Linked DNA regions of Homo sapiens: region 1 is linked to region 2. The links are chromatin loops, found by intact Hi-C in ENCODE. Cell type or tissue: heart right ventricle. All regions are shown on one strand. Each heading gives the region's core, and the rest is flanking DNA. Links, peaks and the distances in the headings are about the cores only.

Region 1 (14,940 bases), core at 3,905-11,904, 64 kb after region 2:
CAATTTTTTGTATTTTTAGTACAGACAGGGTTTCACCATGTTAGCCAGGTTGGTCTTGATCTCCCGACCTTGTGATCCGCCCGTCTTGGCCTCCCAAAGTGCTGGGATTACAGGTGTGAGCCAGCACGCCCGGCCCTGGCTAAGTCTTAGACTTTTGTTTCCCCAACGTCTAACACAGTTTCATGGCCCATAGAAGATACTGAGTGCATGAATGAGGAATGCACGAATGACTCTTGGCAGACACTTCGTGGTCAGCATAAAAGAGGGAGAAAGCTGGCTGGGCAAAGTGGCTCACACCTGCAATCCCAGCACTTTGGGAGGCCGAGGCCAGTGGATCACGGGAGGCTGAGGCTGGTTCAAGACCAGCCTGGCCAACGTGGTGAAACCCATCTCTACTAAAAATACAAAAAATTAGTTGGGCGTGATGGCAGGCGCCTATAATCCCAGCTATTCAGGAGGCTGAAGCAGGAGAATCTCCTGAACCCAGGAGGCAGAGACTGCAGTGAGCTGAGATCGTGCCATTGCACTGCAGCCTGGGCAACAAGAGTGAAACTTCGTCTCAAAAAAAAAAAAAAAAAAGGGGGAGGGAGCGGATAAAGCTTATCTTGCATGTCTAATATATGATCAAACTAGATGGTACCCGATACAGCAGAGCACATAGTAATTGCTCGAGAAAGGTCATTATCCAGCAGAGCACAGTGGTTCATGCCTGTAATTCCAGCACTTTGGGAGGCTGAGGCAGGAGAATCATTTGAGGCCAGGAGTTCAAGACCAGCCTGGGCAACATTATGAGACCATCCCCCATCTCTACAGAAAAGTTTTTACAAATTAGCTGGGCATGGTGGGGTGTGCCTGTAGTCCCACCTACTTGGGAGGCTGAGGTGTGAGCATCACTTGAACCCAGGAATTTGACGCTGCAGTGAGCTGTGATTGCACTGCTGCACTCCAGCCTTGGTGGCAGAGTGAGACTCCAGATAAATAAATAAATGGAGGAGCTCACCACCATCCCCATGGGCTGAGCCAGGCTCGCACCACTGCACTCCAGCCTGGGCGACAGAGCGAGACCCTGTCTCAGAAAATAAAAAGAATTTTTTTTTTTTTTGAGACACAGTCTCGCTCTGTCGCCCAGGCTGGAGTGCAGCAGTGTGATCAGGGCTTACTGCAGCCTTGCACTTTTTGATGTTGTTGTTGTTCTTAGTTTCTTTGTTTGTGTTTAACGCTAAAAGATATTCTCCAGCAGAGAGCTGGTGCCATCAACAAGGAAAGAGAAAAAAGGAGAAGGGGCTCAAGTACTTGATACTTGATCACAGTCACGATATTCTCTAACAGAGAAGGCAGGGGCTTGATTTAAATAAGGCCGGGCACGGTGGCTCACGCCTATAATCCCAGCACGTTGGGAGGCTGAGGTGGGCAGATCACCTGAGGTCAGAAGTTCAAGACCAGCCTGGTCAACATGGCGAAACCCGTCTCTACTAAAAATACAAAAATTAGCCGGGCGTGGTGGTGGGCGCCTATAGTCCCAGCCATTCGGGAGGCTGAGGCAGGAGACTTGCTTGAACCCAGGAGGTGGAGGTTGCAGTGAGCCAAGATCGTGCCACTGCATTCCAGCCTGGGCAACAGAGTGAGACTCTGTCTCAAAAAAAAGAAAAAGAAAAAAAGAAAAAAATTTTAATACAAAAACAGCAATGACTGATTTTATGGAGAAGGCACTGGCCAGGAACAAATTCCCATTCCCACCCTTGAACCCTCCAAGAAGCTGGTGGTTGATAGCTTGTCGGTAGTGCTGCTGTCCTTTCTTCAGCCAGGGAGGGGTTCACAAAGTCGAGTGTGAGGCTGGAGCCCTCCTTACAGCTCTCATATTCCCTCTTACCAGCCCCTGTCCTCACATGGCTGCAATCTGCCCAAGCATCACACCCTTCCTTAGTGTCCGCAGAGAGCCTGCGGGGAACGGACAAGATCAACCCTGCCCCACAGGCACTCCCGATCTGTTTGGCAGGTCAAAAGGAAATCCATATGGCCCTTGAGAACTTGTTGAGGGACAATAGTTGTCACTGGGAAGGGGAATTGGATGGCCTGTTGCCCAGAGTATGCGGGAGACAAACTTTATACCATATACCCCTGGAAGGTTTTTGTTTTTTTTTTTTTTTTAGAGACAGAGACTCACTCTGTTGCCCAGGCTGGAGTGCAATGGTGCGATCTCGGCTCACTGCAACCTCCGCCTCCTGGGTGCAAGCGATTCTCCTGCCTCAGCCTCCTGAGTAGCTGGGATTACAGGCGCCCGCCACACCCATCTAATTTTTGTATTTTTAATGGAGATGGGGTTTCACCATGTTGGCCAGGCTGGTCTTGAACTCCTGACCTCAAGTGATCCCCCGGCCTCGGCCTCCCAAAGTGCTGGAATTATAGCTGTGAGCCACCGTGCCTGGCCTCATGGATAGTTTTTGAATCTTGCATATTGTGCAAGTAAACTTACTTTTTTTTTTTTTTTTTTTTTTTGAGATAGAGTCTTGCTCTATTGCCCAGGCTGGAGCGCAATGGCGCGATCTCGGCTCAGTGCAACCTCCACCTCCCGGGTTCAAGCGATTCTCCTGCCTCAGACTCCTGAACAGCTGGGACTACAGACGTGTGCCACCACACCCAGCTAATTTTTGTATTTTTAGTAGAGACGGGGTTTCACCAAGTTGGTCAGGCTAGTCTCAAACTCCTGACCTCGTGATCTGCCCGCCTTGGCCTCCTAAAGTGCTGGGATTACAGGCGTGAGCCACCGCACCCAGCTGTAAACTTACTTTTAAAAATAAAGGCTGGGCGCAGTGGCTCACACCTGTAATCCCAGCATTTTGGGAAGCCGAGGCGGGTGGATCACATGAGGCCAGGAGTTCAAGACCAGCCTGGCCAACATCTCTACTAAAAATACAAAAAGTAGCCTGGTGTGGTGGCACACGCCTGTAATCCCAGCTACTCGGAGAGACTGAGGCAGGAGAATTGCTTGAACCGGGGAGCCAGAGGTTGCAGTGAGGCGAGATTGCGCCACTGCACTCCAGCCTGGGCAATAGAGCCAGACTCCATCTCAAAAAAATAAAATAAAAACAACAGGCCAAGCCCAATGGCTCACGCCTGTAATCCCAGCACTTTGGGAGGCCAAGGTGGGTGGATCACCTGAGGTCAGGAGTTTGAGACCAGCCTGGCCAACATGGAGAAACCCTCTCTCTGCTAAAAATACAAAATTAGCCGGGCATTGTGGCACATGCCTGTAATCCCAGCTATTCGGGAGGCTGAGGCAGGAGAATCACTTGAACCCGGGAGGCGGAGGTTGTAGTGAGCTGAGATCGCGCTACTGCACTCTAGCCTGGGCAACAAGAGTGAAACTCCGTCTCAAAAAAAAGAAAAAAAGTCGTCCTGATCCTACTCAACTTTGTGCCCCACCCCCAAACTGGAAACGGGCAAGGCCTATTCCAAAGCCCTGAGGCTTCCTCTCCGGCCTGGCTGACCTCCAGGCTGGCTAATCCATTCATCAGCCACTTCCTAGGTCCAAATTCAAGGTATGGAATCCAGGCCAACCACTTCCTTCTATCTTGACCTCCACCAAGGACCTGGGAGACCTGGACAAGGGCAGGGTTAGAATGCAGGTTCCACGCCCTGGGATTAGGCTATGACCTGAGCCGTCCCAGCTACTAGGGCAGTGATGAGTTCCTCCTTCCTTTCTACGGCTGCCCTGTCCAGTATGAAAGCCTCTAGCCACATGTGGCTACTTAATCTTAAATGAAAAGTAATTCAAATGAAATATAATTGAAAAGTCAGTTCCTCAGTCACATTGGCTACATTTCCCAGTGCTTGATAGCTCAGCGAATAGCTCCCTGTGTATTTCTGATTTTGCATGCAAAATAATCTGGTCCAGGTGTGGTGGCTCACGCCTGTAATCCCAGCACTTTGGGAGGTCGAGGAGGGCGGATCACATGAGGTCAGGAGTTCGAGACCAGCCTGGCCAACATGGTGAAACCCTGTCTCTACTAAAAATACAAAAATTAGCTGGGTGTGGTGGCACACACCTGTAATCCCAGCTGCTCAGGAGGCTGAGGCAGGAGAATAGCTTGAACCTGGGAGGCGGAGGTTGCAGTGAGCCGAGATTGTGCCACTGCATTCCAGCCTGGGCAACAGAGCAAGAGTCTGTCTCAAAAAATAAACAAACAAACAAACAAATAATCTGAACATTTTCCCATCACAAAATCCTTAAAATGGTCAATAAAATGTAAGAAAAATTTATTTCGGCCAGGCGCGGTGGCTCACGCCTGTAATCCCAGCACTTTTGGAGGCCGAGGCAGGCGGATCATGAGGTCAGGAGATTGAGGCCATCCTGGCTAACATGGTGAAACCCCGTCTCTACTAAGTACACAAAAATGAGCCAGGCATGATGGCGGGTAGCCTCCGGCTACTTGGGAGGCTGAGGCAGGAGAATGGCGTGAACCCAGGAGGCGGAGCTTGCAGTGAGCCGAGATTGCGCCACTGCACTCCAGCCTGGGTGACAGAGAGAAATTCCATATCAAAAAAAAAAGAAAAAGAAAAATTTATTTCAAATTCACAGCTGCATTTCCAAGAAAGAAAAGGAAATCTCCAAAGGCAGAAACGAGAAAAGACTGATCCATGCAAAGAACAACTGGTGAGCTCTCATTGCTTCTGCCCCGGAGTGAGGATGGGGTGAGCAATCGGGGCTTATGTTTTGGTTATTTATTTATTATTATTATTGTAAGACAGGGTCTTGCTCTGTCACCCAGGCTGGAAGGCAGTGGCACAACCATAGCTCACTGCAGCCTCGAGCTCTTGGGCTCAAGTCATCCTCCTGCCTCCGCATCCTGATTAGCTGGGACAACAGGTGTGCACTAGCACAACTGGATAATGTTTTAAAGTTTTTGGAGAGATGGGGGTCTTGCCATGTTGCCTGGGGCTGGTTTTAAACTCATAGTCTCAAGCAATCCTCCTGCCTCTGCCTCCCAAAGTGTTTGGATTACAGGTGTGAGCCACCGCACCTGGCCAGGGCTTGTGTTTTATTTTTTATTTATTAATTAATTTATTTTTTGAGACAGAGTCTTGCTCTGTCCCCCAGGCTGGAGTGCAATAGCGTGATGTCAGCTCACTGCAACCTCCGCCTCCCGGGTTCAAGTGATTCTCGTGCCTTGGCCTCCTGAGTAATTGGGATTAGAGGGATGCGCAGCCACGCCCAGCTAGTTTTTGTATTTTTAGTAGAGATGGGGTTTTATCACGTTGGCCAGGCTGCTCTTGAACTCCTGATCTCAGGTGATCCACCTGCCTTGGCCTGCGAAAGTGTTTGGATGACAGGTGTGAGCCACTACACCTTGCCAAGGCTTGTTTTAAATCCCATGTGGGGTACGGGAGACAAGCGGAGGCCCACCTAAGGTACAGAGTTAGAACTGAGATCACTTCATCCTTCAGGAGCCACACCTTCACCAAAAGGACTGAAACCGTCCCCACAGGGTTGACAAGAACTGCACGCCCGGTTCCGGACAGAAATATTGTTATAATTAGCATCCTTCAGGCTGCACTTTGGCCTACTTCGTTGTTGCTAAATGTCACGTAGCACTAGTTCCTGACCATTGCATCCCATTGTTCCTACAGACAGGATCTCTGACACTAGGATCATAAGGCTTACTGTAAAGATTGCTTAAGATGTTTTTCAGGCCCCAAATTCCTGTGAAATAGCTAATACCAACCAGTTTGAGGATCCCCACAGAGAAACGGTATCAGCATAGAACACAGCTTCTTCCTGGGCTGGGGGCAGTGGCTCACACCTGTAATCACACCACCTGGGAGGCAGAGGTGGGAGAATTGTGTGAGCCCAGAAGTTCGAGACCAGTCTCTGCAACACAGCCAAGACCCTGTCTCTACCAAACAAACAAACAAACAAAAAAATCAGCTGGATGTGGTGGTGCAAACCTGTAGTCACAGCTACTTGGGAGGCTGAGGTGGGAGGATCGCTTGAGCCTGGGAGGCAGAGGTTTTAGTGAGCCGTGATCACACTACTGTACTCCAGCCTGGGTGACAGAGTGAGATTCGGTCTCAAAAAAAAAAAAAAAAAAAAAAAAAGAAAAGAAAAGAAAAGAAAAATTAGCGTGGTGACACATGCCTGTAGTTCCAGCTACTTGGAAGGCTGAGGTAGGAAGATCACTTGAGCCCAGGAGATTGAGGCTGCAGTGAGCTAAGATTGCTAAGATCGCGCCACTGCACTTCAGCCTGGGTAACTGACTGAGACCCTGTCTCAAAAAAACCAACAGAGGCTGGGCATGGTGGCTCATGCCTGTAATCCCAGCACTTTGGGAGGCCGAGGCGGGCAGATCATGAAGTCAAGAGATCGAGACCAGCCTGGCCAACATGGTGAAACCCAGTCTCTACTAAAAATATAAAAATTAGCCTGTAGTCCCAGCTACTTGGGAGGCTGAGGCAGGAGAATCACTTGAACCAGGGAGGCGGAGGTTGCAGTGAACCGAGATCGTGTCACTGCACTCCAGCCTGGGCGAAAGACCAAGACTCTGTCTCAAAACAACAGCAACAACAAAACACAGCTGCACCTCTCCTTGTCCCATGACTTTACTCTGCACTCTTCAACCAATCAATGACCTCCACACTTCAGCCCACTCCAAGACCCAGAATAGCCCCAGTCCGAAACTCCTGTGGAGGCAGATTTGAGGTTTCTTCCCATCTCCTTGTTTGGTGATTCTATGATGAAACACCTCTTCTCATTCTTATTTATTTATTTATTTATTTGAGACTGAGCCTCGCTCTGTCACCCAAACTGGAGAGCAGTGGCACGATCTTGGCTCACTGCAACCTCCGCCTCCCGGATTCAAGTGATTCTTGTGCCTCAGCCTCTTGAGTAGCTTGGACTATAGGCCTGTGCCACCACACTCTGCTAATTTTTGTATTTTTAGTAGAGACAGGGTTTCATCATGTTGGCCAGGCTTGTCTTGAACTCCTGACCTCAGGTGATCCACCCGCCTCAGCCTCCCAAAGTGCTGGGATTACAGGCATGAGACACTGCACCAGGCCTGAAACATCTCTTGCAACCTGGCATCTGGGCTTATTGACTTGCTGTGAGCATCAGACAACAGATCTATTACAGCTATAGGATCAGCTTGAGAACATGTACCCATCTACACAGAGAAGTGACAAGCAAGCTTATCCGTTTCAGCCTGAGAATTCAAAACTCCTAAGAAAAGGAGAATAGCTTGGAGCAATCTAGGGCCTGTGATGTAAGCAGGTCCAGAAAGACACGTGAATGGGAATTCAGGCATGACCCCCATACCCGCACCAACCCTCTCCCCTACCCTCCCTCCCTAATCCATGCCCAAGGGGCGATTTTTTATTTATTTATTTATTTATTTATTTATTTATTTATTTTTGAGACAGAGTTTGGCTTTTGTTACCCAGGCTGGAGTGCAACAGTGCGATTTCGGCTCACTGCAACCTCCGCCTCCTGGGTTCAACCGATTCTCCTGCCTCCAGCCTCCCAACTAGCTGGAATTACAGGGATAGACCATCATGCCTGGCTAACTTCTTTTGTATTTTTAGTAGAGACGGGGTTTCACCATGTTGGTCAGGCTGGTCAAACTACCTACCTCAGGTGATCCGCCCGCCTCGGCCTCCCAAAGTGCTGGGATTAGAAGGGTGAGCCACCATGCCCAGCTATTTTTATTTTTTTGAGACAGGGTCTCACTCTGTCACCCAGGCTGGAGTACAGTGGCACAATCTCAGCTCACTGCAACCTCTGCCTCTCGGGCTCAAGGGATCGTCCCACCTCAGCCTCCCAAGTAGCTGGAACTACAACTATGCACCACCACGCCTGGCTAATTTTTGTATGTTTTGTAGAGATGGGGTTTCACCATGTTGCTCAGGCTGGTCTCAAATTCCTGGGCTCAAGTGATCTGCCTACCTCGGCCTCCCAAAGTGCTGGCATTACAGGCGTGAGCCACCGTGCTGGGCCTGGGGCAATTGTTTAAAGTCATTTTCTTCCCAAGTTGCTGTCTCATCCATTATCTTTGTTTGTTTGTTCGTTTGAGACAGAGTTTCGCTCTTGTTGCCCACGCTGGAGTGTAATGGCCCGATCTTGGCTCACGGCAACCGCCGCCTCCCAGATTCAAGTGATTCTCCTGCCTCAGACTCCCTCCTAGTAGCTGAGATTACAGGCACCCAACACGACGCCCAGCTAATTTTTTGTATTTTTAGTAGAGAAGGGGTTTCACTATGTTGGCCAGGCTGGTCTCAAACTCCTGACCTCGGGTGATCCACCTGTCTCAGCCTCCCAAAGTGCTGCGATTACAGCTCCATTATCTTTAAATTCTCACAATCAGTGATACAAATAACAATGTGTAGCCAATCAATAGCTCACGTTATTGTCATATAAATTCCTGGTAACTAATTTAGGAAACTGCCTCTTCTTTTCCATTAAAAACCTCCTTGTGTTGGATTCCATGGTTCAGGCCTGTAATCCCAGCACTTTGGGAAGCTGAGGCAGAAGGGGGATTGCTTGATGCCAGGAGTTTGAGACCAGCCTGGGCAACACAGCGAGACCCTATCTCTACAACAAATTAAAAAATTAGCTGGGTGTGGTAGCACATGCTTATAGTCTGAGCTACTCAGGAGACTGAGATAGGAGGATCGCTTGAGCCCAGGAGTTGGAGGCTGCAGTGAACTATGATGGCGCCACTGCACTCCAGCCTGGGCAACAGAGCAAGACCCTGACTCAAAAAAAACCTATTTGTGGCCAGGCAAGGTGGCTCATGCCTGTAATCCCAGGACTTTGGGAGCCCAAGGCAGGTGGATCACCTGAAGCCAAGAGTTCAAGACCAGGCTGGCCAACATGGTGAAACCCCGTCTCTATTAAAAATACAAAAATTAGCCGGCTGTGGTGGCAGGCACCTGTAATCTCAGCTACTCAGGAGACTGAGGCACAAGAATCACTTGAACCCAGGGGGCAGAGGTTGCAGTGAGCCAAGATGGCACCACTGCACTCCAGTTGGGGTGACAGAGCGAGATTCCGTCTCGAAAAAAGAAAACGGCCGGGTGCAGTGGCTCACACCTGTAATCCCAGCACTTTGGGAGGCCAAGGCAGGCAGATAACCTGAGGTCAGGAGTTCAAGACCAGCCTGACCAATGTGGTGAAACCCTGTCTCTACTAAAAATACAAAAATTAGCTGGGTGTGGTGGCTGGCGCCTGAAATCCTAGCTACTCGGGAGGCTGAGGCAGGAGAATCGCTTGAACCTGGGAGATGGAGGTTGCAGTGAGCCGAGATTGTGCCATTGCACTCCAGCCTGGGCAACAAGAGCGAGACTCTGTCTCAAAAAAATAAAGAAAAGAAAAGTAAACAAAAAACAACCTATTTGTAACTGCTGCTTATCAGAGTGTACATTCAGGACAACTGGAATCTATGCTCCCAAGCTGTAACCCTCAAGCTTGCCCCAAATAAACTCTCTCCTTATATAAGTTTGTCCTCATTTATTGCTTTTAGGTTGACACTCCCAACCTTGCATCACATGGTTTCAGATACCTGTTGACTGGACAGGAGTGGTCCAGGAACTCCCTAGTCAACCACTGACAGAAATATTGAGCCCAGTTGTCAGAGGCGTTCAAACAAGAGCAGCTCCATCTTGAATAGGGGCTGGGTAAAATGAGGCTGAGACCTACTGGGCTGCATTCCCAGGAGGTTAAGGCATTCTTAGTCACAGGAGGAGATAGAAGGTCAGCACAAGATACACAAAGACCTTGCTGATAAGACAGGTTGCAGTAAAGAAACCAGCCAAAACCCACCAAAACCAAAATGGTGACAAAAGTGACCTCTGGTCATCCTCACTGCTCATTATACACTAATTATAATGCACTGGCATGCTAAATGACACGCCCACCAGCACCATGACAGTTTACGGATGCCATGGCAATGTCCAGAAGTCACCCTATACGGTCTAAAAAGGGGAGGAACCGTCAGTTCCGGGAATTGCCTACCCCATTCCTGGAAAACTCATGAATAATCCACCCCTTGTTTAGCATATAATCAAGAAATAACCGTCCAGGCACAGTGGCTCACGCCTGTAATTCCAGCGTTTTGGGAGGCCAAGGTGGGTAGATCACTTGAGGTCAGGAGTGTGAGACCAGCCTGACGAACATGGTAAAACCGCGTATCTACTAAAAATACAAAAATTAGCCAGGCGTGGTGGTTGCATGCCTGTAGACCCAGCTACTCGCGGGGGGGGGGGGGGGGGGTGGCTGAGACAGGAGAATTGCTTGAACCCGGTAGGCAGAGGTTGCAGTGAGCTGAGAATGTGTCATTGTACTCCAGCCTGGGTGGCAGAGCGAGACTTCATCTCAAAAAAAAAAAAAGAACCAGAAAAATAGCCAACCAGGCCTGGCACGGTGGCTCACGCCTGTAATCCCAGCACTTTGAGAGGCCGAGGTGGGTGGATCACAAGGTCAGAAAATCGAGACCATCCTGGCTAACATGGTGAAACCCTGTCTCTCCTAAAAATACAAAAATTTACCTGGGCATGGTGGCACACACATGTAGTCCCAGCTACTCAGGAAGCTGAGGCAGGAGAATCACTTGAACCTGAGTGGCAGAGGTTGCACTAAACCGCGATCATGCCACTGCACTCCAGCCTGGGTGATAGAGCAAGACTCTGTCTCAACAACAACAACAACAACAAAAAAGCCAACCACCAACCCTCGGGGCTGCTCTGCCTGTGGAGTAGCCATTCTTTATTCCTTTAGTTTCTTTTTTTTATTGTTATTATTATTATTATTGTTTTTTGAGACAGAGTCTCACTCTGTCACCCAGGCTAGAGTGCAGTGGTGCGATCTTGGCTCACTGCAACCTCCACCTCCTGAGTAGCTGGGATTACAGGTGTGCACCACCACACCAGCTAATTTTTGTAGTTTTAGTAGAGATAGGGTTTCGCCATGTTGACCAGGCTGGTCTGGAACTCCTGACCTCAAGTGATCTGCCTGCCTTGCCCTCCCAAAGTGCTAGGATTACAGGTGTGAGGCACCATGCCGGGCCCCTTTAATTTCTTAATAAATTTGCTTTCACTTTACTGTATGGACTTGCCCCAAATTCTTTCTTGCGTGAGATCCAAGAACCCTCTCTCGGGGTCTGGATAGGGACCCCTTTCCAGTACTACAATCTGATGATTCCAGGCAAAGCATGGAAAAGCTCTGAAGTCGTGTTCTCAACATCGAGGCTGCAATGGATTCTTTTTTTTTTTTTTTTTGAGACAGAGTCTCACTCTGTTGCCAAGACTGGAGTGCAGTGGCACGATCTCAGCTCACTGCAACCTCTGCCTCCTGGGTTCAAGCGATTCTTCTGCCTTGGCCTCCCGAGTAGCTGGGACTACAGATGCGTGCCACCACGCCTGGCTCATTTTTGTATTTTTAGTAGAGACGGGGTTTCACCATATTGGCCAGGCTGGTCTCGATCTCCGCCCACCTCAGCCTCCCAAAGTGCTGGGATTACAGGCATGAGCCACTGCGCCTGGCCAGCAATGGATTCTATTGGAGGAAAAGAAAATCAAGAACCATCCATCCACTTTGATGAGCTCACAGTGAGAAATGTCAAACATTTTGGGGCACAATCCACCAGGATTGAAACTCAGCAAACACAAGAATGAGAAACAGAAGAAGGAGAGGCCCAAAGTGTCCAGAATGTATGATAACCACCTGAAAAACGGGACAAAATAGAGCTATTAAAAATGATTTTATAAGGCCAGGCAAGGTGGCTCACACCTGTAATCTCAATGAAGTGGCATTGTTGTCTGTGGTAAATACCTGAGTTCATTGTCTCACACCAAGAGAGTCAAGGATACACAAGAAGTGAGTTTAACAGCAGAGGTCTAATAGGTGAAACGAAGAGAAAAGGGAATAGCTCTTTCTCCTGCAGAGACAGAGGGGCACTGGAGTGGGTTTTCTGATCTGTGGCCAAGTGCACGGGTTTTATAGACTGACTTGAGGAGGCTGTGTCTGATTTGCATAGGAGCCAAAGGTTGATTGGACCAGGTGTGCCATTTACAAAGCATGTAAAGAAGCTGGCCACTCACTCTAATCTTTTATTTTATTTATTTATTTAGAGACAGAGTCTTGCTCTGTCACCCAGGCTGGAGTGCAGTAGCGTGATCTCCGCTCACTGCAAGCTCCGCCTCCCGGGTTCACGCCATTCTCCTGCCTCAGCCTCCTGAGTAGCTGGGACTACAGGCGCCCGCCACCACGTCTGGCTAATTTTTTGTAGTTTTAGTAGAGACGGGGTTTCACCATGTTAGCCAGGATGGTCTCGATCTCCTGACCTCGTGATCTGCCCGTCTCGGCCTCCCAAAGTACTGGGATTACAGGTGTGAGCCACTGTGCCTGGCCCCTAATCTTTTATTATGCAGATGGAATCTCTACCCGGCGGGTGCCATCTTGCCTGTTCCTTACTACACACATGTTGACAAAGAAAAGGGAAGATGGAGCCGCCATGTTCAACATGCCTGTAAGCCTTTTCCTTTTGGCACAGCTGCAGGCATTCACTTGTGCAAGCTTCCAGCTTGCTTATCTGTGTCTGCAGCTCGATTTTACAGGCTGCTGTTTGTTAGAAAAGAAATTATTTTGGCCAGGCACAGTGGCTCACACCTGTAATCCCAGCACTTTGGGAGGCCGAGGCAGGTGGATCACCTGAGGTCAGGAGTTCGAGACCAGCCTGGCCAACATAGTGAAACTCCATCTCTACTGAAAATACAAAAATCAGCCGGGCATGGTGGCTCATGCCTGTAATCCCAGCTACTCGGGAGGCTGAGGCAAGAGAATCGCTTGAACCTGGGAGGTGGAGGTTGGAGTGAGCCGAGATCGCACCACTGCACTCCAGCCTGGGCAAAACTCAATCTCAAAAAAAATAAAAAAGGACAAGAAATGATTTTGGCACTGCTTTTTATTAAAAGGGAAACCTTACCAAGGACTTTCTTACTCTCCCTGTCTGCCTAAATAATTCCTTTTTAACTCCTGTATCACCAGCACTTTGGCAGGCCAAGCTAGGAACACTGCTTAAGCCCAAGAGTTCAAGACCAGCCTGGGCAATGTATGGAGACCTTGTTTCCACAAAAAATTTAAAAATTAGCTGGGTGTGGTGGTGTGCACCTGTGGTTCCAGCTACTCAGGAGGCTGAGGCAGGAGATCACTTGAGCCAAGGAGTTCGAGGCGACAGCTATGATTGTGCCATTGCACTCGAGCCTGAGCAACAGAGCAAGACCCTATTTCTCAAAATAATAATAATTTATAACAGTGTTTACCTTGGCGGGAAGGAGCATAAGAGAGCCTTCTGGAAGTCCTGATAATGTTCTGTGTCCTGGTGGAGATGCTGGTTACGTGGATTTATTCTGTTTTTTAACACTTAGGGAGTTTGTGTGATGTGTACACTTTTCTGGATGTATGTTGTAACCCAAGGAAGTAACTTAATAACCAATTAAAATAAAAATAGTAAGAAAGAATGAGAACGCTAAAAGAATAAGACATTGTGGGTAGCAGGGGAAGGTAGTTTTGTAGAAAAACTAAATACAACTTTTAAAAATAAAAATGGGCCAGGCACAGTGGCTCACACCTGTAATCCCACCACTTTGGGAGGCCAAGGTGGGTGAGCCACCTGAGGTCAGGAGTTCGAGGCCAGCCTGACCAATATGGGAAAACTACTCTCTACTAAATACAGAAAATTATTACTAAATCTACTAAAACGTCTCTACTAAATACAGAAAATTAGTGGGGTGTGGTGGCACATGCCTGTAATCCCAGCTACTTGGGAGGCTGAGGCAGGAGAATTGCTTCAACCTGGGAGGCAGAGGTTGCAGTGAGCCAAGATTGCACCATTGCACTATGGCCTGGGCAACAAGAGTGAAACTCCATCTCAAAATAAATAAATAAATAAATGAAATAAAAATAATAAAAATGGTGATGAAGGCCGGGCACAGTGGCTCACGCCTGCAATCCCAGCACCCTGGGAGACCAAGGCTGGCAGGTCGCTTGAGCTCAGGAGTTTGAGACCAGTCTGGGCAACATGGTGAAACCCTGTCTGTACCAAAAATACAGAAAATTAACCGGGCATGGTGGTACCTGCCTGTGGTCCCAGCTACTCAGGAGGCTGAGGTGGGAGGATCGCTTGAGCCCCAGAGACAGAGGTTGCAGTGAGTCAAGATCATGTCACGGCACTCTAGCCTGGGTGACAGAATGAGACTCAATCTCAAAAAATAAAAGCATAAATAATAAATAAAACCATTTTTAAAAAACATGAGGGAGCGGGGAAGGAGTCGAAAAACTATTGCTCACTTATCTCTCATGCATTCTTTCTAAAAGAACTGTAGGCCGGGCACAGTGGCTCACGCCTTTAATCCCAGCACCTTGGGAGGCTGAGGTGGGCGGATCATGAGGTCAGGAGTTTGAGACCAGCTTGACCAACATGGTGAAACCCCGTCTCTACTAAAACTACAAAAATTAGCCAGGCATGGTGGTGCACACCTCTAATCCCAGCTACTTGGGATGAGGCAGAAATTTAAAAATAATAATAAGTACTGCATTTATTCACTCCAAGAAAAGTAAAAGCTAAGGCCCAGAATGTGGCAAGGCAAGGGTTAAAAAGAAAAAAAAAAGGAACAAGTTTTCCTGTGCCTTGCCAAGCTCACTTCAAAGACAGTTATAACGCTGTCCAAATAGCCAAGGCCAAAGGAATGGGCTCCAGACAGCGCCCCCTTCCAGAGCAAGGTTGAAGGAAAAAAAGAGAAAGATTCTTTTACTGTTACTCGTTTCCCAGGCTTCTTAAGCATGATTATGTTTTACAAATGTCTGTATTTAGCGAGTTCTTGTTTTTCTTTCAACGCAGCTACAAGGTCACTAGCTACGCAGGGCCACAAGTTATGTTATGCTATAGATTA
Region 2 (14,940 bases), core at 2,300-10,299:
AGTGAAATGAACACACTCAGTGTGGCTGAAAGGAGACAGACAGCATGCCCTGGGATTCTGCATCAGGTGCTCAGAAAGAGGCCTTCGGGGGGCAAGAGGGCTCTCAACAGGCAGAGGAAACCATCTGCACAGCGGTGGGATGGTGCGGACTGCTGAGGGAACAGGAACAGTTCCCTTGGAAGGAACAGAATAAGCTGAGGGATCCAACAAGAAACAAAGTTGAGACCGATTCGTGAAGGGCCTTGAATGCCAAGATAAGGAGTTTCAGAAGTCAGGATGGGGGTGGTGGCTCATCCCCGTAATCCCAGCACTTTGGGAGGCCGAGGCAGGCAGATCACTTGACCCCAGGAGCTTGAGACCAGCCTGGCCAACGTGGTGAAACCCCCGTCTCTACTAAATATTCAAAAATTAGCCAGGCATGGTGGCACATGACTGTAATCCAAGCTACTCGGGAGGCTAAGGAAGGAGAATCACTTGAACCTGGGAGGCGGAGGCTGCAGTGAGCTGAGATCACGTCACTGCACTCCAGCCTGGGAGACAGAGCGAGACTCCATCTCAAAAAAAAAAAAAAAAAAAAATAGAAGGGAGTCGGCAGAAAGCCAGGGAGGGGCTGGGGTGACATGCTGTTGAAGAATGCCATCCCAGTGGGCCGGTGGTGGTATCTAGGCAGGGAAGGGACTGTCCCAGTAACTCAAGGGTCTGAGCTCATAGGACCTGACCTGGGACAGTGACTGAGGATGGAGAGAATTTCAGGCAGAAGGGACAGTTTTTGGTGAGTATTTGTCATATTGGCTACCATGCATTGAGCACTCTTCATGCTAATTTGTTAAATCTTCATCATAACTCTATGAGGGACTGTATGTGCCCAGTTTGCATGGGAGAAACAGAGATTCCATGCAATCAAGTGCCTCGCTGAAGGTTGTAACATCTAGAGCTGGGACTAAAACCTTCTCACTCCACATCGCCACAGAGTAGGAAAGGCAGGGGCTGGCGGTGGCACATGCCTATAATCCCAGCCCTTTGGGAGGCGGAGGCAGGTGGATCTCTTGAGCCCAGGAGTTTGAGACCAGTGTGGGCAACATAGTGAAACCTTGTCTCTACAAAAAAATTAGCTGAGCATGGTGGTGGTGCCTGTAGTCCCAGCTACTCAAGGGCGCTGACATGGGAGGGTTGCTTGAGCCTGGGAGGTGGAGGTTGCAGTGAGCTATGATCACACCACTGCAAGCCAGCCTGGGTGACAGAGTGAAATCCCATCTCAAAAAAAAGAAAGAAAGGAAGAAAGAAAAAGACAGGGGCTTCGGGGAGGGCATGGGCACTGGCGAATGGCAGGGTGGAACCTGAAGCCATCTGGTTTTCTAACCTGGGCACTGGGGAGTTGGTGGTTTGTTGACTCTGATGGAATTGGGGGTCATGTTGGGGAGGAGACATGCTCATCTGTGTTGAGCTGGAGGGGACATGGGCTATCCATGGTGGCTGTGTCCTGCCCAGAGCTAGCCATGGGAGCCTGAGTCCAGTTGGAGGTAGGAAAGTCAGAAAAAACGGCCGCCTCGGAGCTGGCCCTGAGATGGTGAGTGGGATTTGTGATAGGGCCAAGACGAATGAAGGGAAGAACTTTGGGGACCCCTGTGTCTGCGGTGAGGGGGGAGATGGAGCCTTGGGTGATGGAGAGAGGGTCAGGAGTAGAGCCACAGAAGCCACAGGAGGGAAGCCGTGTTACAGGATGGGTGTACCTGGCTTTGGAGTGGCCTGTCCCAAATCACTCACCAGGAGAGGGGTGAGTCCCCAGGTCAGGGCAGTAAAGAGGAGGCATGTTTGTGCTGTCCCTGGTGTAGTGAAACTCAAGAAGGAAGCCAGGTGCAGTGGCTCACGCCTGTAATCCCAGCACTTTGGGAGGCCAAGGCAGGCAGATCACCTGAGGTCGGGAGTTTGAGACCAGTCTGGCCAACATGGTGAAACCCCATCTCTACTAAAAATACAAAAATTAGCCGGGCCTGTTGGTGGGCGCCTGTAATCCCAGCTACTCAGGAGGCTGAGGCAGAAGAATCGCTTGAACCCGAGAGGCAGTGATTGCAGTGAGTCAAGATCGCGCCACTGCACTCTAGCCTGGGTGACAGAGCAAGACTCCATCTCGAAAAAAAAAAGTCTCAATATGGGGAAAGATCCACTAGAAGTAAGAGCCATGGCTTCTACCTCGTGGCTTGTGGGTGTGATACTCCCAACAGTCCCCAAAGCTGGTGGTCCTCACCGCGTGACAGTGAGCAGAGCAGCTCAGAGGGGGTCACTGCTCACCTGGGTGCATGGCTGACCACAGCCAGGCTGGCTCTCAGTGGGATGCCCAAGGTGCTAGACTCTGCTTAGTCTCCCTCGGGCCCTGGGCTTGAGGCATTGGGCCCGGCCCAGACCTCATTTCATGCACTGAGACCTTTGTTCCAGGGCCCCTCACCCCTCTGAAGGTGTTCGGGCAGGGGCAATGTGATAAGGCCATGAGGGGTCTGCAGCCTCCAGCCCCACTGGGGAGGTGGCCAGTGATTTCCACTTTCCTGGCCCCTCTGCATGCCCCTCCCAGTGGAACTTCCTAGGGTCCCTGAGTCAGTCACTTGCAAATAATTATGGCGTGCCCACTCTGCATTAGGCCCCTCTCACAACAACCCAGTAAGGGGGTGCTATTTATTTATTAAAGCGATTTTTTTTTTGAGTCTCGCTCTGTCGCCCAGGCTGGAGTGCGGTGGCGCAATCTCGGCTTACTGCAAGCTCTGCCTCCCGGGTTCACACCATTCTCCTGCCTCAGCCTCCCAAGTAGCTGGGACTACAGGCGCCCACCACCACACCCGGCTAATTTTTTTTTGTTTGTTTGTATTTTTAGTACAGACGAGGTTTCGCTGTGTGAGCCAGGATGGTCTCGATCTCCTGACCTCGTGATCCGCCCACCTCAGCCTCCCAAAGTGCTGGGATTACAGGCGTGAGCCACCGTGCCCGGCAATATTAAAGCGATTTTAAGGCCAAGGCTGGTAACTCACGCCTGTAATCCCAGCACTTTGGGAGGCTGAGGCAGGAGGACTGCTTGAGGCCAGGAGTTTGAGATCAACCTAGGCAACATAGTGAGACTCCATCTCTACAAAAAAATTAGCCAGGCGTGGTGGTGCGTACCTGTAGTCCCAGCTACTCAGGAGGCTGAGATGGGAGGATCATTTGAACCCAGGATGTCGAAGCTGCAGTGAGCTGTGATCACGCCACTGCACTCTGGCCTGGGCAACAGAGCGAGACACTGTCTCAAATTTTTAAAAAGCGATTTTACAAATGAGGTGCAGAGTTCAGTCACTTGCCAAAAGTCTCACAGCGCGTGAGGAGTAGAATCAGGACTCGAACCGAGGCAGCCTGGCTTCAGAGCCTACAGTGTAACCACAGCTTAGTCCCACACCTCCCAGACCAACAGGGTCCCTGCCTTCTAGTGGGCAAGACACTCAGTGAACAAATGTAGTGTCAGGTATTGGGGGACAGCACTCTCAGGAAGTGATGTTTAAGGGACAGAATTGAAGGGAGCAGTGTTTAGAGGATGTCGGGGGTAGGGCCGGTGCATGTGCAAAGGCCTTGGGGTGGGAATGTGCTTGGCACAACTGAGGACCACAAAGCCAGCGTGCGGGAGTGCAGTCAGTGGCCAGGGGTGCATAGAGCCTTGTGGGCCCCGTGGAAGGTGCCGTTGGCTGTACAGCTTTTTTTTTTTTTTTTTTTTTTTTTTTTTGAGACAGAGTCTCGCTTTTGTTGCCCAGGCTGGAGTGCAGTGGCGTGATCTCAGCTCACTGCAACCTCCGCCTCCCGGGTTCAAGCGATTCTCCTGCCTCAGCTTCCTGGTAGCTGGGACTACAGGCGCCCACCACCACACCTGGCTAATTTTTGTGTTTTTAATAGAGACGGGGTTTCACCATGTTAGCCAGGCTGGCCTCAAACTCCTGACCTCAAGCGATCTGTCTACCTCAGCCTCCCAAAGTGCTGGGGTTACAGGCATGAGCCACTGCGCACAGGCAGCTGTGCATCTTTGAATGTCATAACCTGAGCATCTGAGAGCTGCTCCTGTCCCCTGGCCCCTGCTCTTGAGGAAGTCCCACGCTGATAGGACAGACAGGGTCATAAGTGCTGTGATGGGGGCCTGCAGGCTGCTGGAGGGCTCAGCCGGGACCAGATGCTGCCCCTCTTTGTAGAGTGGGACAATTGCTGCAGGCCCATGGGACCTCTGGTATTAGCCCTGAGGGTTGTCACTCCGGGGCCTGCCCCTTTCTGTGTTCTGACCTCCCAGCCCCTTGCAGGCCCTGCCTCCCGGAAGGTTATGACCAGGCTTGGACTGGTCCAGGCTTCCCTTTGGCTCACATACTGCCTCTGCGAGGTCCCCTCCAGGAAGCCTCCTGTGCACAACCCCCAGGGCTGCCGCATCCCTGGTAGCATCTCCTTGGCAGCTGGGTGGGCTGGCCCTGGGCAAGGAGGGCTGAGCATGCTGCTGGCCTGTGGGGTTGGAGCAGCGGCGGGATGCAACCTCCCTTTCTTCAGGGGACCTTTTTGGCGAAGACAAACTGTCCATAGGAAGTCGACCTCTGTTCCCTTGGGGGCAGCAGTGGAAGAGGCAGCTGCTTTTGAGCTTGTCCCTGTCCCCAGAGAAGCCTGAGGCCTTCAGTGCCGTTGCCAGGGCCGAGGCTGAGGAGCCTACAGCGTGTGTTCAGGACTGAGGGCCAGGGACGGGCCACAGGCTCCCTGCCTGGGGTCCAAGCCTAGATCGCTCGCTCCCCACCCGCACCAAAGCCCAGGCAAAGGGTGCTTCAGCCACTTCCTGTTGCAGGCTCAGACCAAGTCCCCTGGCACCCACGCGGCTGCAGCCTCCTCCTGTGCGCTGCAGCCACGCTGGCCCCACCCTCTGCAGCCTCCAATCCTGAGCCCCTGAGGGAGGATGGGGAAGCAGCTGGTCTGGCCACCCCTGCCCTCCCTTAGACCTCCAGAGCCCCCAGTGTAGCCACAGAGGATGCTGTTGGCTTCAGCCCCAAGAAGACGCCGCTTCCTCCAGAGGGCTAAGTAAGTGGGAATCCCCCTCCCTACTTGTCCTGGGCTCCAGGCAGGGCCCCTGGTGTAAGGCCTGGGGCTGGAAGCCGACCCACCTAGGTCCAGGCTCTGGGGCAGAACTGAAACTCCTTGGTTACTGTCGGCTGCAGCCTGGGAGCAGGCCACTGCCAAAGCTGTGGGTCCTTCCAGGACAGTCTCCCCATGAGGCCGGTCCTCCACCTGCTGTTTCTTCACACCTGGTGGCCAGGGATGTGGCCCTGGGTAGAACGATGATTCTCCACTCCTGTCATTATGGAAGCCACCGCTGTCTCCCAGCCCAGCCAGCCACCTGGGCTGCAGAGCACCCCTTTCATGCCCTCCGGGTGCCTCCCCCTTCTCCTGCCCCAGCCTGGCTTTGTCCTACCCTGCTCTCAGGGAGGGGTACCCTGGAGTGGGGCCAGGGCATGGCTCTCCCCCGAGGGAGTTCCTCTCTGGCTGTCCCCAGGGCAGCTCTGCACAGCCTCAGTACCTGGCGCACCTCCCTTGACATCCTTCTTAGGGACAGTCAGGCACTCTGTGTGGGGCACTCAAGAGAGCCAGGCCCGTCAGCCTCTAGCTCCTGCCAGAATGCAGGCCTGAGGGGTGAGGGGCGGGGCAGGGGCAGGGACAGGAACTCCGGCGTGCTCTCCATCCGCAAAGGTTCACTGAGGCCCCGAGCCCCAGCCACTGAGCCACCAAGTCAGCCTGGGCCAGGCCTGGGTGCCCTGTCTGCAATGGAGGCAGAGACGGGGTCTCGGGGCAGTTCTGAGGATGCTGGGTGCACAGCGGGGGCCTCGCCGGCAGGAATCACTTATGCTCTCTCCTGGGCCAAGCTTTGTGGATGCCCAGCCTGGGGCCGCGGGGAGCTGGCAGGTCAGTGGCAGACACTGGTGGGCAGACCTAGTGTCTGGTAGAACAGGCATCAAGGAAGTGGTGACCGGAGGGAAGCCAAGTGCACTCAAACCCTCGGGTGAGTCATCACCGCCGGGTCTTTCACAGCTGCTGAAAGTGAGCAACAGTGATGAAGGTTTGTGAGTTTCTGCGTGAGCGAGTGAATGGACCAGTAGCAGTTTCCAGGTTGTGGAAGAGCGTTCCCTCCCCGGGATGGGGACACTTGGTTACAGCAATTCCTAATCCCCCACCCACCCACCGCCCACTGCAGAGGTATGCGGGGGCCCTGCTTCCTGCAGGCAGGAGTGAGGGGCACTCCTGTGATGTGGCACCCCTGTGACCGAGGTCATGTGTGATCGGTGTAAGGGCAGGAAGCGAGTCATTGGTCTGCACCAGGCGTGGGGGCTTCTGCGAGGGCAGGACCCAAAGTCGGCCTGGCCTCCCGGCTGCAGCACTCCTTTCCCTTTCGAATTAGGTTAGAGCCCTGGGACGGGAGGTGCCCTGTAGACCACCCCCCTCACCAACTTCCGTCCTCCGCCCCACCCCCGCGGTGATCCGGTGAACTGCCGGCCCCCTGCTGTGCACCGAGTGGGGCAGTGACCCTGACGTGGCGTCTCCTGCCGCCCCTGCCACCGCCACCACCTCCGGTGGCCCAGCCTCCGCATTCCCCACCCCCATGGAGGAATGCACCAGGCCTCCCTTCCTGGATGCACCCCTCACCCACATGCTTCCAAACCCTGGCATTTTCTGCTCCCCCTTTACTCCCACCCCTTCCCCTAGGCTCCCAGACAAAGGGGAAGTGGCTGGATCCTCTTAAAGGGACAGTGTCCCACCAGCTTACTGCTGAACTCCCCTCCTCAACCCCAGTTCCCTAGTTACAGTTAATTAGCATTAGCAGACAGCCCATGAGTGATACCCATGCAGGCCCCAGGCTGTGGAGAGTTTCCTGGGTAGGAAACAGCCCTTAAGGTCCCTCATCTCATCCAGGTCCCAGTCTTTCCTACCTGCCTCTCTCCTAGATTGTGGCCCTTTGGAGCCTGGTTCTTCTGTCCCTGTGTGACCGACACATAGCACCCAAACAGTGGCAGAGCGGGACGGACCCCCTAGCCTGTTCTCTGTGTGGGTCTGTACCCTGACCCAGACATGCCCCCCCACAGCAGGACCCAGGGGGGCACATGTGTGCCTGCGGGTTCACTGGGGCACCCGCATTTGGTTTATTTTATTTTTTAGAGAGAGGGTCTTGCTGTGTCACCCAGCTGGAGTGCAGTGGTGTAATCATAGCACACTGCAGCCTTCAACTCCTGGGCTCAAGCGATCCTCCCTCCCCAGCCTCCCTAGTAGCTGGGAGTACAGGACCCACTGTATCCTGGCTAATTTTTTAATAATTTTTTAAGAGATGGGGTCTTACTGTGTTGCCCAGGCTGGCCTCAAACCTCTGGCCTCAAGTGATCCTCCCACCTTCGCCTCCTGAAGTGCTGAGATTACAGGCATGAGCCACCATGCCCATCCCAGACTGACATTTCTATATTTGTTCATCCTGGCTGGGCAGGGCTGCTGGTCCCCACCCCACCGGGATGCTTGGCTGGGAAAAAGCCGGGAATGTAGGTCTAACCCTGGCCTGTGTTGTGGCACCTACAGCCTGGCATTCCTCCCCATCTGCCCTTCAAGGCCCCACCAACCAGGCCTCCTTGGTAGCCTCTAGTGAGGAAACAGGCGAACCGTGGCTTTGATGACCCTGCACACCTGGGGATTCTCCTCTATTTTTCTTTTTCTTTTTTTTTTTTTTGGAGACAGAGTCTCACTCTGTCGCCAGGCTGGAGTGCAGTGGCACAATTTTGGCTCACTGCAACCTCTGCCTCCCAGGTTCAAGCGATTCTTCTGCCTCAGCCTCCCGAGTAGCTGGGATTACAGGTGCCCACCACCATGCCTGGCTAGTTTTTGTATTTTTAGTGGAGACTGGGTTTTGCCATGTTGGCCAGGCTGGTCTCAGACTCCTGACCCCAAGTGATCTGCCCACCTCGGCCTCCCAAAGTGCTGGGATTACAGGTGTGAGCCACCGCTTTGGGAGGCCGAGGTGGGCGGATCACGAGGTCAAGAGCTCAAGACCATCCTGGCCAAGATGGTGAAACCCCATCTCTACTAAAAATACAAAAAATTAGCTGGGCATGGTGGTGTGTGCCTGTAGTCCCAGCTACTCAGGAGGCTGAGGCAGGAGGATCACTTGAACCTGGAAGGCAGAGGTTGCAGTGAGCCGAGATCGAGCCACTGCACTGCAGCCTGGCGACAGAGCAAGACTCCGTCTCAAAAAACAAACAAAAAGAAAACTTGTTCTAATTCTTACAAAGGTGCCTGTAGCCGAGGCAGGGGCCCAGGTGAGGTGGAGGAGGGCGGGAGTGGACGTCTCAGCCCGGCCCCTCTCCTGCAGGTGTTGTGACTGCAGTGCCTCCCTGTCGCACCAGTACTATGAGAAGGATGGGCAGCTCTTCTGCAAGAAGGACTACTGGGCCCGCTATGGCGAGTCCTGCCATGGGTGCTCTGAGCAAATCACCAAGGGACTGGTTATGGTGAGCGCCCCCTGCCTTGCACACTCACCTGGGGTGGGGGTATCCAAGCAGACCCCATGCTCCAGGTCTCTCTCCCATCATTGTCTCTCCTGGTCTCCTTTTTGCTGGTCTTTGGAGCTGCTTTCTGAGCCTGACTGTCTGTCTGTATCCCTCAGCGCCCCCATCTATGGAGCCAGCTCTGTCCAGGAGCTCAGCAGCTGGCCAGCCGGGTCCCTGCAGTTGTTTTTTTGGTGACACCCTTGGAAGAGGCCTAGGGGAGGATCTGTGGGGGTTGTTGGGTCTGCTGAGCTGGGCTGTTCCCTCCTCACCCCCGCACCAGGTGGCTGGGGAGCTGAAGTACCACCCCGAGTGTTTCATCTGCCTCACGTGTGGGACCTTTATCGGTGACGGGGACACCTACACGCTGGTGGAGCACTCCAAGCTGTACTGGTGAGTGCCTTGGCCCCTCCCTGAGCCTAGGAGGCCCACCTGTGTCACAGATCTGCAAGGGTGCTGACTCTCCCACACCCGGGCCTCCTGCCCTTTCCCATGGGGTGAGGTTTGTTGGGGCAAATGTTCATATCTCCTTTCCCATCCCGGCATGGAAACAAGTGAGAAATAACACACAGAAGTCAGTGTGAAAAAGCCTCAGACGGCCAGGCATGCTGGCTCACGCCTGTAAACCCAGCACTTTGGGATTCCGAGGTGGGTGGATCCCTTGAGGCTAGGAGTTCAAGACCAGCCTGGCCAACATGGTGGAACCCCATCTCTATTAAAAATACAAAAATTAACCAGGTGTGGTGGCGGGTGCCTGTAATCCCAGCTACTCAGGAGGCTGAGGCAGGAGACTCTCTTGAACCTGGGAGGTGGAAGTTGCAGTGAGCCAAGATTGCACCACTGCCCTCCAGCCTAGGCAACAGAGCAAGACTCTGTCTCAAAACAGAAAACCTCAGACGTCAGCTTTCTTACTGGCCATGACTGCAGCATGGTGCTGGCACAAACCACCAGAGGTGGGGTGGATGCCACAAGTTAAGGACACCATCCCCAGCATAACTGCTCCCTCTTTAGACACCAGCCACAAGTTCAGGGGTCCCCAACCCACTCACACTTCTGACCGACTGGCTACAAATTCAGGGACTCCCAAGACCCTGCCAAGTTTGATCGTTTGCTAACAGACTCACAGAACTCAGGAAATCCTCCATTTTTATCCCAGTTTTATTATGAAGGACACAGCTCAGGTCCGACCAAATGAAGAAGCATCTCCCCTCCCTCCCCTAGCACATCAATGTGATCACCAACCAGGAAGCTTCACTGAGCTTCAGCAGCCAGAGTTTTTATTGGGATTTCATTACATCGTCATGACTGATTGAGTCATTGGCCGTATGATCAAGCTTAGTCTCTAGCCCCCGTTCTTGGAGGTCAGGCTGGATGAAAGCTGCAACCCTCTTCAAATCACATGATGTATCTTTGCGGGGCTGAGTCATCTCATTAGTATCAACTCAGGAATAGTCTGAGGGGCTCATGAATAACAAAGATACCCCATTCCAAGGACTTAGAGTCTCCCTCCCAGGAATCAGGACAAAACCCAGACAGATTCTTTCTTATACAACACTGATCAAGCTGGATTAGAGGACAACGTGGCTTGATCCCAGATGGGCTTTTAATGACTTCCTCCTGAACTGGATTTATCCTCAGGCCTTGTCCTGGCCGCCTTACAGGATCACAGCGAGTAGACAGACCCGAATGACTCAGAGGGACGAGGGCTGGCTGGGCACGCACAGTTCCTGCTCCCAGTTCCATAGGAAGAGTGAAAGAAAAGAAAGCTGGCCAGGTGCAGTGGCTCACCCCTATAATCCCAGCACTTTGGGAGGCCAAGGCAGGCAGATCACCTGAGGTCTGGAGTTTGAGGCCAGCCTGGCCAACATGGTGAAACCGTCTCTACTAAAAATAAGAAATTAGCCAGGCATGGTGGTGCGTGCCCGTAATCCCAGCTACTCAGGAGGCTGAGGCAGGAGAATCGCTTGAACCCAGGAGGCGGAGGTTACAGTGAGCCAAGATCACACCACTGCACTTTTGGACAATTGCTAGCTTTCCTTTTCTTTTGAGACAGAGTCTTGCTTTGTCACCCAGGCTGGGGTGCAGTGTTGTAATCAACAGAGTGAGACTCCATCTCAAAAAAAAAAAAAAAAAAGGAAGGGATTGGGGGAAGAGCCTGGGGCTGGGGGCTGCAGAGATGCTGAAATTGATGACGCCCTTGACACTCTTTTCTTCCCACCCCGGCGGCTCTTGCAGCGGGCACTGCTACTACCAGACTGTGGTGACCCCCGTCATCGAGCAGATCCTGCCTGACTCCCCTGGCTCCCACCTGCCCCACACCGTCACCCTGGTGTCCATCCCAGCCTCATCTCATGGCAAGCGTGGACTTTCAGTCTCCATTGACCCCCCGCACGGCCCACCGGGCTGTGGCACCGAGCACTCACACACCGTCCGCGTCCAGGGGTGAGTGGCCGGCCTGCCGAGGCTGCCGTCGGTGTGGCTATGGCTGTTGATGTGGGTGGCAGAGTCTGGCACTGGGGGCCCTGAAAATGAATGGGCGAGTGTTTGGGTACAGATGGGGCCCAGTTCTGACAACCTGGTTTGCCAGATTTCTGGCCCAGTCATTCCTCTGAATACCATTACAAATGCCAGATACAATAAAAAGACATTTTCAACCGGGCATGGTGGCCCACACCTGTAATCTCAGCACTTCGGGAGGCCGAAGTGGGTGGATCACCTGAGGTCAGGAGTTCGAGACCAGCCTGGGCAATGTGGTGAAACCCCGTCTCTACTAAAAATACAAACGTAGCCAGGCATGGTAGTGTGTGCCTATAGTGCCAGCTGCTTGGGAGGCTGAGGCAGGAGAATCACTTGAACCCAGGAGGTGGAGGTTTCAGTGAGCCCCGACTGCCATTGCACTCCAGGCTGGGCAACAAGAGTGTAACTCTGTATCAAAAAAATAAAAATAAAAAAAACACACTCAAAAAATAAAAAGACATTTTCTTTAGTCCATGTCTGATCCAACAAGAAAGAGGAGGAACCAAGTCAAGAATGAGTGAAGAAGCTGGGCGCAGTAACTCACACCTGTAATCTCAGCACTTTGGGAGGCCAAAGTGAGAGGATCACTTAAGGCCAGAAGTTTGAGACCAGCTTGGGCAACATAGCGAGACCTGCATGTCTACAAAAAAAAAAAAAAAATTAAAAATTAGCCAGGCATGGTGAAATCACTGAACACATAAAGGCTGGGCATGGTTGCTCACACTTATAATCGAAACACTTTGGGAGGCTGAGATGGGAGGATCACTTGAGGCCAGGAGTTCGAAACCAGCCTGGGAAACATTGTAGTCACAGCTACTTGGGAGGCTGAGGCAGAAGGATCTCTTGAGCCCAGGAAGTGGCTACAGTGAGCTATAATTGCACGACTGCACTCTAGGCTGGGCAATGGAGCAAAACCCTGTCTCAAAAAAATGGGGCAGGGCTGATAAAGATTAGATTACTGTGTGACTTTGAGCAGCTGCTTTCTCTCTAGGCTTTGGGGGTCTGTTTGAACAATGAGGGAGTTGGATACCTTGGAGCTTTCTAAGATTTCTGTGGCGCCTTTATTGACACCTTGAGAAGTAGCATGCAGTGTTTCTACTTTTGGGCAATTGGTCACTTCTTTTTTTTTGAGACAGTCTCACTCTGTCGCCCAGTCTGGGGTGCAGTGGTGTGATACCAGCTCACTGCAACCTCCACCCACAAGGTTCAAGCAATTCTTGCACCTCAGCCCCCTGAGTAGCTGGGACTACAGGTGACCACATGTGGCTAATTTTTGTATTTTTAGTAAAGACAGGGTTTCACCATGTTGGCCAGGCTCGTTTCAAACTCCTGGGCTCAAGTGATCCTCCCTTCTCGGCCTCCCAAAGTGCCGGGATTACAGGTGTGAGCCACCGTGCCCGGCCCAAGTGCTAGCTTTCTCTCTCTCTTTTTTTTTTTTTCGAGACGGAGTCTCGCTCTGTCGCCCAGGCTGGAGTGCAGTGGTGTGGTCTCGGCTCACTGCAAGCCCCGCCTCCTGGGTTCACGCCATTCTCCTGCCTCAGCCTCCCGAGTAGCTGGGACTACAGGCACCTGCCACCATGCCCGGCTAATTTTTTTTTTATATTTAGTAGAGACAGGGTTTCACCATATTAGGCAGGATGGTCTCGATCTCCTGACCTCGTGATCCGCCCGTCTCGGCCTCCCAAAGTGCTGCGATTACAGGCATGAGCCACCACGCCCGGCCCTACCAAGTGCTAGCTTTCATTTGACGCAGTGAATGTTTCTTGTACACCTGGCAGGTGCCTGGCACTGCATAGGCACTGTTGAGATGTGAAGGTGGCCCTGGGGACAGAAAATTATACTGGGCTTGACTGTGTGTCTCCATCCCTTGACATCAGCCAAGCCAGCAGCTGCTTTACATACATGATGAGCAGACAGCTGCTTGAAAGAGATGAGGAAACTCCCAGACCAACGGCTCTTACCAGAGGGCCAAGGGAGGTCCCCACAGAGTCAGAGGCTGCAGCTGGTCCCTGAAATCCAGGCAGAATTTTAGAAATGAAGACAGTCAGCTGGGTGCAGCGGCTCATGCCTGTTATCTCAGCCACTTCGGAGGGCTGAGGTGAGAGGATTGCTTGAGCCCAGGAGGTGGAGGCTGCAGCAAGCTATGATGACACCATGCATTCCAGCTTGGGCGACAGAGCGAGACCCTATCTCTAAAATAAAAATGAAGAAGACAGTTAATGACGTCTCCTCCCTGTCTGCCTCACTGGGTAAGCATTCGCCCAGCCAACATCTGGAACATCCCAGTTCTGCAAAGAGCCACACCCTTCCCAGAAAGAGCCCAACTTGCCAAAGATTTACTTATTTGTTTTAAACTGGTTTTAGTTGACCGCTTTTCATTTTGTGTATAGCAGCGTTTTAAGGAAGGTCTAATTTATCCAGGCCACCTGCTGCTTTAGCAAACCAAGGGAGAGGATGTGAGATTCTAAGGAATTTACATATGTATGTCATATATATATATATATATATATAGACACACAATTTTTTTTTGAGACAGGGTCTTGCTCTGTCATACAGGCTGGAGTGCAGTGGCACAATCATAGCTCACTATAGCCTCAGATGCCTGTGCTCAAGCAATCCACTCACCTCGGCCTCCTGAGTAGTGAGACTACAGGCACACACCACCACACCCAGCTAATTTTTTAATTTTTTGTAGAGACTGAGTCTTGCTGTGTCGCCCAGGCTAGTCTTGAACTCCTGGGCTCAAGCAATCCTCCCACATTGGCTTCCCAAAGTGCTAGGATTACAAGCGTGAGCCACTATGCCTGGCTTATTTTTAAGGTTATATGCATGCAAAGCCTGTATCAATGAAAATATTTTCTTTGGTTTTTTTCAACTTTTCATCTTCGCATTTTGCAGATTTATAGAAAATTTGCTAAAATAATAAGTCCATTGAATACATACACACCCTTCACCAAGGTTCACCAATTCGTAACTGCCATATTTGGGAGTTATATGTGTGTCTCTCTATATATACATATATGGATACAGATACATATACATGTTTAGTGACTTGTTTATATTTGTACATACATGTACATGTTGTTATTTATTGATCGTTTGGGAGTAAGTTGCAGGGATCATTGACTCCCCCACAATTATGCTAGATATTCTCAAAAGAAGGACCTTCTCTTTTTTTTTTTTTTTTTTGGAGACAGGGTATCACTGTCATTGAGGCTGGAGTGCAGTGATGCGATCACAGCTCACTGCAGCCTCAACCTCCCAGGCTCAAGTGATCCTCCCACCTCTGCCTCCCAAGTAGCTGGGACTACAGGCACGGGCCACCACGCCTGGCTAGGCATTCTGTTATGTAATTATCAATTGTATCTTATAGTTCAGTGATCACATTTTGGAAATGTAACATTGATACCATTATCTAATACACAGACCATATTCAAATTTTGCCTATTGTCTCTATACTGAACTACTGAGCTGTCCTTTATAGCAATCTCCCCCTCATCCACAGTCCAGTCCATGATCAACATTGCATTTAATCGTCATGTGTCATCAGTATCTTTTTTTTTTTTTTTTTTGAGACGGAATTTTGCTCTTGTTGCCCAGGTTGGAGCGCAATGGCGCAATCTTGGCTTATTGCAACCTCCGCCTTTGGGCTTAAGTGATTCTCCTGCCTCAGCCTCCTAAGTAGCTGAGATTACAGGCGTGCACCATTATGCATGCCTAATTTTTGTATTTTTATTAGAGACGGGGTTTTACCATGTTGCCCTGGCTGGTCTTGAACTCCTGACCTCAAATGATCCACCCACCTCAGCCTCCCAAAATGCTGGGTTTACAGGCATGAGCCACTGCGTCTGGCCATTTCCTCAGCCTTTCA

The links. Peaks named below come from ENCODE experiments on the same cell type or tissue, not always from the same donor. Only the 100,000 strongest peaks of a DNase experiment are listed, where the experiment ranks them.
Region 1: it touches region 2 in a loop (2.7-fold over the local background); 2 of 110 quality-filtered maps call a loop at or near these places.

The regions. Positions count from the first base shown.
Region 1 is chr7:74,150,418-74,165,357 of GRCh38, forward strand. No RefSeq gene overlaps it. Among named protein-coding and RNA genes, the nearest start is that of EIF4H, 16 kb to the right of the region's middle. RefSeq lists a silencer at 12,003-12,198. In heart right ventricle, for the core only: no CTCF peak of the experiment used is centred there; no DNase peak of the experiment used is centred there.
Region 2 is chr7:74,088,245-74,103,184 of GRCh38, forward strand. LIMK1 (LIM domain kinase 1) reads left to right here. Exons shown (of 16, transcript NM_002314.4): 3 at 8,378-8,516; 4 at 8,836-8,945; 5 at 10,788-10,994. Among named protein-coding and RNA genes, the nearest start is that of LIMK1, 12 kb to the left of the region's middle. RefSeq lists enhancers at 1,890-2,390, 2,391-2,891, 4,547-5,088, 5,012-5,121, 5,782-5,991 and 2 more. In heart right ventricle, for the core only: no CTCF peak of the experiment used is centred there; DNase peaks (open chromatin) are centred at 4,334, 4,662, 4,897 and 6,007; H3K4me3 peaks cover 2,759 bases; H3K27ac peaks cover 3,424 bases.